Linked DNA regions of Mus musculus: region 1 is linked to region 2. A link is a loop called in an ENCODE intact Hi-C map of the cell type or tissue named here. Cell type or tissue: heart. All regions are shown on one strand.

What was found. Peaks named below come from ENCODE experiments on the same cell type or tissue, not always from the same donor. Only the 100,000 strongest peaks of a DNase experiment are listed, where the experiment ranks them.
Region 1: a loop joins it to region 2, with 2.6 times the contacts of the local background. A loop is called at or near these places in 2 of 42 quality-filtered maps.

What each region holds. Positions count from the first base shown.
Region 1 is chr6:4,487,072-4,491,071 of GRCm38, forward strand. No RefSeq gene overlaps it. Among named protein-coding and RNA genes, the nearest start is that of Col1a2, 17 kb to the right of the region's middle. In heart, no CTCF peak of the experiment used is centred here; DNase peaks (open chromatin) are centred at 1,480, 2,460 and 2,960; H3K4me3 peaks cover 1,161 bases; H3K27ac peaks cover 3,349 bases.
Region 2 is chr6:4,412,553-4,416,552 of GRCm38, forward strand. The region is part of intron 3 of Gm46948 (a long non-coding RNA gene); the gene reads right to left. Among named protein-coding and RNA genes, the nearest start is that of Gm33788, 10 kb to the right of the region's middle. In heart, a CTCF peak has its summit at 1,811; no DNase peak of the experiment used is centred here.

The sequences.
Region 1 (4,000 bases), 75 kb after region 2:
AACCTACCTTCTTCATTTCTAGAATTACAGTAAACCCCATAATTGAAACCTAGGAGAAATTTTTTTAAAAAGTGTCCTGAATATTAACTCTCCCACTCTCAACTATTCTTTTGAGGAGTGATTAAGGAGAATTTGAGCATATGCTGAAACTTAAAGTTTAATCTTATTTAAAGTGAGGGTTTTCAAAGACCTAATAAGTTTTAAATTTGGGTGGGCTGGAAGGCAATATTAATGTCTTTGTAACACAAGTAAGGTTGTGTGAACAGATTGGCATGGCGGGTATTCAATGTGAAGATACAGAACAGGGAGTTCCTGAGTCGACTCGACCGCCCAGCCTCCACCCTGGCTCCTAGAACTCTGCTCAGGAAGATGAACACCTGGAACTTAAACTCCCAACCTCTACAAGGGTGAGACCACGTGTGTGTGTGTGTTGTTTAAGCCACTAGGTTTATGATCCTTGGTTAGAGCAGCCCTAGCAAGCTAATACAACGAGTGAGTTACTTTCAGATGGGGTAGGTGGTGGCAGCAATGAGCAATGGGGTTATTAACCCAGAGTTCCATAAGCATCACTTAGAATCAGAATCCACTGGATGACATTAAAACACAGCTCACTGAGCCTACCCCTGAAATCCTCTTACCACCTTGATTATAAATAACCATGCAGAGTTCTGCCTTGTTAGGGGGTTTTATTTCTAGAAATTGGGGCCCTCAGAACCAATTCCAAGAAAATGACCATGAACCAGAGTCCTCAAATGTGGCTACCATCTTTAGTTCAACCGCTAAGTGACCTCTTCCCTAGACTTCCAGTTGAGAACAACTGAGTTTGAATTTGCAAAGCTTTTCCCCTTGACTTTCCAAAGTCACTGATAAATTCACAAATGATCTTTCTGCTCCTCACTCTACGTATGTAGGCTGAGAAAACATTACTCCTAATAAATGGGGATATTCCCCTTCTCTTGTCTCCGTTCTTCCCAGGGTTTTAGTAATTTGCCGACAGATTAATAACCTAGCTGCAGAAGTTACCACTTAACTCACAGAATTGGAGCAACAGGACGCTGATCATTATATTCACACAAGCACTTTAAAGCAAAGCTCCACACAGAGTCAGTTAAACACAGCCGATCAACACTAATGGACTTCTCCCCATGATAAATGATGGGTTCTTTCTGAATATCCATCTGGTGGGAGGGATCAAGTCTGTCTCTTTTTTTCTGTGTTCTTAATTCTTCTTTTACAAAGTAGCCTTGCAAATAGTTCCTTGTAAAATCGGGGGAAGAGGGGAGAGTAAGAGAAGTTTCTCTTTTCTGATCTCCTTCAAATTCATGGCAAGAAAAATCCCAAGAACTGTAGTTTCTATTAAATTGAGAAGACAGATGTGTCATAGGGAAAGAATTCTCTTCAACAATAGCAGCAATGCCACATAGCTAAGCAGCTGGAACCCTGCCTGACCATAGCTCCACAGCCCTCCCCTTCCAAAAAGAGGCCAACGTGGCTCAAGAGGCTCCTCCCCAGGGGAAGCTGTTGCTCAGCCTCCATCCTAGGACCAATTCTTTCATGCATAGCAAAACTTTCATGAAATCATGCCCTCCTCTCCCTCCTACTTCCCACTCCTCATTTTCATGGATCCCCCAATTTTTCTCTGTGAATCTCCTCCCACACACACACCCTTTTTCTCCTGGGCTTCAGCATCCATCGTAACTAGTTAGCTCCACTCACATTATCCACTATTTTACTCAAAATGCGAGGATTACTCTTTGCTTTATCTTCAAGAGAAGTGGAGAGAGCCAGACAAAGGAAGAAGAGGGAGAACAGGAGAGGAGATGAGGGGGGAGATTAGAATGGGGTAAGGGAGAGAACAGGAGCTGAGAAGAGCGGGAGAGGGGGAGAGAAGGATTCAGACATTCTAAACTCTCTTCCTGAGTGCTATTTAAAGCAGTTTCCAACCTGGAGAGAATGTAATGCACAGTTCCTCCATGTGTTTAGTTAAGGACCTCATGAGTCTTGTGGATTTCTCCACAACCTAAGTGGTTATTATGCTGACCCGAGGGTGTGCCATTTGGTGGGACACTTCATCTTATTGTCCCTGTTTATGTGTAGCAAGCAAGTTCAGTTCTGTAAGACACTGATTAGAGGGGCAGGAAAATTGTTCTCTACTGTGCCTTGTGTACAGCAAGAAGCTGTCCAGTGTTGTTCACATAATTGAATGTGTGGAACTTCCCAGCTTGCAGGTGGGGTCTTCAGTTCTACCTCAGTCTCTTTGGGAGACTACCACAACTCACCTTGAGTAATTAGAAAACAGCACAGAAGTGGCTGCGCTTCCTGAAGACTACAAAGGAGCTGTTGCCTGCTTCTCTTAACTCCATCTTGGGCTCAGCTGACCCAAAAGCGGCTGTCTTTGTTTACACCAGATTTCAACTTTGCAGGCAATCTTACTAAGCAGAGGGAGGCAGTGGGGGATGGTATTGGGGGTGAGTTACTTAGTCCAAGTCCCAGAGCTGAGGGTGAGGGAGATGCTGTACTTTCTTACCAGCTGTTATGCATCAAGAAGAGACAGGCTTGTGTAACCCTTTCTTCTCCTGCACGTTTCAAGCAAAAGCCAGGCACTCACTGAGTTTTGTAAAGATTTTCCCGTGAAGACATACACACAGCGTAATTCCATGCAATAATTTCTGTGTAAAGCCCTTAGTGCAGTGTACCATTGTTTGTGTCTGGGTCTTGAATTGTCACAATTAAGTGTGAGCACACACACAATGTGCTCTTTAGCCAAAGTCATAACACTGCTACCTGCTTCCCTTTGAAAGAAAACAGCCATCTTCTCAGGAAATGTAAGGGGGCAAGGGGTGGGGGTTGGGGGGAAGGACAAGATTGTAAAAAGCCAAAAGCCTAGGGCTTGGAGCTGCTTTGGCCAAGCCTAGAATCTATTTAAATGCCCTTCCCTGAAGGGTTAAGTGTGGAACACCTCCCAGGAAATGACAAATGGCCAGAGTTCTGCCCACTCCCTTCCCCCCATCTTCCAGACATCAAATACTTAGGAACTGTTTGGCTTGAAATGGTTCCTGAGACTCATACTCACAGAACACATTCTTTTTACTCTCCTCCCCCAGCCCAGTACAGGCTGGAGGTGGCTGGCGGGGGTAGGGGGGGATGGGTGAAGGGGGCAAGCTTGACATTCTAAAGATAGAATCTCACAAAACTGTCCACGTTGCTTGCTGAAGGGAGGTTGGGAGAGAAGAGAGAGGTTGGAGGAAGAGACAGAGAGTGAGAAAAAAAGAGAGAGGGAGAGAGGGACAGGGGGAAGAGAGAGAGGGAGAGAGAGGAGAGGGTGAGGAAAGAGAAAGGAAGAAGAAAGTAAAGAAGACAATTTATGACTCAATGCAGTATCTCTCAATAAGGAATATTTGTCTTCAGTTTTGCTTCTTTGCATCGTGAATTCTTGCTGTAGCTTTCATTTTATGATTTTTCTACCCCAACAATTTAATTTCTTTTTATCACTACCCCCATGGAGTTCTTCTATGAAGTCTGTGGTCCTTAGGTGCCCCTCAACCAGTAGGTCAATCCAGAAGCCCTTTTTATCCTGTACATGCTTGGGGCCCACCCTAAAGATTCTCATTCTGGGGGCTGGAGAGATGGCTCATCAGTTAAGAGAACTTGTTGCTCTTACAGAAGACCCAGGTTCAATTCCCAGAGTTTATATAAAGGTACACAGCCACCCACAACTCTACTTTCAGGAATTCTGGCATGCCTTTCTGAGCTTCATGGTTACCACCCACACATGTTGCACATACATACACATACACATACATATACATATAAGCAAAGCACTCATACACATGAAATAAAATAAATCAACTTAAAAATATTTGCATTCTGTCCAAAGTCTACTTTGGAATCTTGGGATGAAAAATTCAGCTCTCTAATGAGGTTAATGCAGAGCTGGATTTTGCATTGTGTATACACACACACACACACACACACACACACACACACGTGCACATACCTC
Region 2 (4,000 bases):
CTATCTTCTGTAGAAGATATTATTGAAGATACTAGGCCAGGAAGCCAAGATAAGATCCCCTTTAGTTCAAAGCCAGCCTGTGCAGCATATCGTGAGTTTCAGGCCAGCCCGAGCTACAGAGTGCAAAACCCGTCTCCAACAAAAGAGGCATAGAGAAGATGTGATGAAATCGTGTGGTTCATCTGAAAGCCTGGTGAGATGAGTAGCTTTGTCACCAGGGTCTTGGTCTGATTAAGTCCAAGAAAGAATGGATTGTTCATTGAGCTCAGCAATGAGGGTAATTGCTATGATACATAGGTATTAATAATGTGTAAAAGCATGGCTATAGAAGTGAAGACATAGGTTGGGGGGGGGGTTAATGAAGTAGGAGAAATAGGGCCATTGCTTAGGCACCACGAGCACAGGATCTGCAATAGTAAGGAGAGGAATCATCTTAGACCTGGAGAATAAAGCAGAAGTGGAAAGAATCAGCATTGTCAAGAAAGAGAAGAGCTCCTACCCCACAACACAAAATGTGTATGGATTCGACCATTACTTTGTAAGAACAATGATGTCTGTTAAATCCAGGAAGGGATTAAATAGAAAGAACAGGTCCCGGGTGTAATTCATTATCACTCAGAGGTACAAAGAGTTATTTCCATTGCCCTTTATTAAGAACTCTCCCCCAAGCAAAGTTCACATATAATATAGAGTCAAGACAAAGGAAGAATAACTATAATTTCATAAAGTGGGAACAGGCATTAGTACAAAAGGGCAGTGAAGATCACTCGAACTGAATCTGCTTCCCATCCAGGGTGCCCATATAATTACATTTAGTTACACATGGGTAGGCTGTGGAAACAGCTGGATGGACCTTAATTTAATTTAACTAATTGATTTATTGGTTTCATTAATTGCTGTCAAAGGATACAAATACTGTCCCCAGGGGCCACAGTTTAGTTGGTCATCGCTACAGCTTCTAGAAAGTAATTGGATTTCTTAGTTTCGGCCTTAAGGTGAGCTATCAAAGAGGAAGAAAGATTTAACAATATACTGACAGTGCAAATAAAGACGGAGGGATGCCTACTGGTACTGACAGTGTCTTCTGGCTTCTCAGTTTCATCCATGACAGGGTCTCTTCCCGTCAGTCTTCCTTGATTCCCGTTCATCACAGAATATTACTTTCATTACAACCCCAAGTGTGTGGTCTCTCACATTCTCTGTTTTCTCTGTCTCTGTCTCTGTCTCTCTCTCTGTCTCTCTCTCTTTCTCTGTCTCTCTCTGTTGCTCTTTCTCATTCTTTTTTTTTTTTTGGATTTTTTACCTTTAAATAGGAATTTCCTGTATTAATTGATAAATAATTGACACTGAGTAATTAAAAAACACATCGACTTAGTTCTCTTGTTAAATTTCAGCCTTTGCTAATGCTAAGGCCAAGAGCTTTGGGTAGTTAATGACTATTGTCACTTTAAGGGAAATTAATAGATACACAATTTCACATATTGAAAAGGAAAAAAAGAACTCTGAATCCTATATTTATTATCCTTGATCTTTTGTCTCTGCATAAGAAATGGAATTACAGAGGGAAAGAAAAAACATTGTAAGTAAAACTTTTGAAAAGCTTTATTCAGTGGCACACGGAGGCACAAACAATATCAGAGAGAACAACGCTTACTTTTATTCCTTTCTCCCATCTCTCTCTGTGTCTCATTTTTTCCCCTAAGTTTGGCATCTTGAGGATTCTAAAGGACCTGTATCATTCAAAAGAACTTAGCTTGTGCCCAGCACAGCATGGCCACTAAATGAGAAGCTGTGATGTGAGCAGTGCAGGTAGGGGGCGCTGTAGAGTGCGCCTTAGAACCACAGATCAAAGGAAGTCGTTGCTTGTTACTCCACACAAGAGAAGCCTTGCTCAGAGATACTTCCAGAATAATTGGTAGGAAAGGCATCTTGAAGATGCTCAAGTCTTGCATCATTCAAATAAAAAGTAACCAATAAAAGTGGGTTGAAGGAAATTAACGGAGTCTCCTTTATATTCAAAGGCTTAACAGAACCCTGGGAAATTAAAAAATTAGGAAATATTTTTGTAAGCACACAAAACATTTTATTTTATAATCTTATTGCTGCGTAGGATTAAAGTGAGAGATTTTCATATTTACTCTTTTTCTCATAATTTATTCCTTTTATTGAGAATAGATTTTTTTTCTTGTATAACACATTCGGATTATGGTTTCTCCTCCCTCTGCCCCTCGCTGTTCCCGCCCATCTCCATCCCATCCGGATCCACCCCATTTCTGCCAATCATTAGGAAGAAAAATAAAAGGGATTATTATTGAAGGAATAATGATAAAATAAAATGCAATAAGTTAAAAACAAAACTAACGCATTGGACTTGAACAGAACAAACAGCAGAAGGAAAAGAGCCGAAGAGAAGACACAAGAAACAGAGACCCACTCATACTTACAGTCCCATAAAAAAACACTAAATTGGAAAGCACAATATGTACACAAAGAAACTGTAGTGTAAAAAGAAAGAAGACAAATATATGTAAGTGAAATTAAATTTTAGAAAGGAAAAGGGGCAAGACATAATGCAACATTGTGAGACAAGGAACCTCTAAAGATGCCACTGAGTCCGACTGAGTTTGTAGACATCACGTTCTCGAAAGCTCATCAGTAGAGAAACAGGGCTTCCTTGCCTACCATGTTCTCTAGTGTGTTACACCCCTCTAGGATGAATGGCTAGACCCCTACAAAAGGTACATTTCCTTTCAGTTTTTAAAACTGTTGCTTCAGAGTTAATTTTGGACCCATCTGTTCTGAGAGGAGAGACAAAGTTTCTAGGAGGGGAGGAGGAACACGATGTGCGCTGCGATTTCACCAAAGGTCAAAACCCTGAAGGTCCAGGGGTGGTGCCGGTGTTCAGTGTCAGCTCAGTACAGAAGAGAGATGAGAAGAGGCTCTGGTGTCCAAAGAATACAGAGAGAGAAGCAAGCAGGATCCACTTACATCGCGGCTTCCTGCCTCCAGTTGCATTTTCCACGTGTATAATTTCATTGTGTGTGGACTCTGGTACCTTGGCTACTAAACTGCATTGTCCTTATAATCACAGAGAGCTACTAAAATAATGGAGTTAAATCTTCATAAAATAATAACAGCATTACCTTAACTGCCTATAAAATATAGTTTGCACACTCTATTGACATTCATTCACATTGAGTCATGGCCTAATTTTGCATCCCACAATTTCTTATGAGCCTTAATATGCTTCTAGACTTTATGACTGTCATTTGGTTTTTGACTGTACATGTACAAATGTAAATATAGAGACTGTTGGTAATATGTCTTATTTAATATACCAAATGATCTCAATGTGTTTTGCTACAACCCCAAACAGCCTTTGAAAAGTGACTGTGTGGTTTCAAGTCAATGAATTTCAATGTCAACCTCACTGCCAACAACATGATGACCAGGGTGGGGTGCCTTTTTTCTAAAGGATTTGTAAGCCAGTGTCTAGTGAAATAACACTGTGCTGGGCTCTCGGGTGGGTTTGAGGCTATCGAGACTCTCTGTAGGTAATTAGTCCCCTTTAAATGTAAATATGAAATTTTGTTAATAGGCTTTCAGAACTGAAAGAGATTTTCTAATAAAATCATCACTAATAACCTGACTCCCTCTAACAAACCTTACTTCTACCCCCACAAAGGATCAGGGTTCCCCTTGTGACACCAACCCCTTTCTGCTGGAATCCAGAGCTACTGCAGTCTTGATTCAAACCACCCAGTTTTATTTCATGTTCCTTTAATGGAGAGCTGGCCTTTCTGCCGTGGGCCTCCTTTTACTGCACATGCAGAATAAGGGACACTGGAATAAGGCAGGAAATCTGAGCCTTGAAGCAGTAGCATAAACAAACAAACAAACAACAACAACAACACACACACATACATACATACATACACACACAGACTAGCTGCCCATTGCACATGCCATAATAGATCTCCTCAGAAACTGGACCAAACTG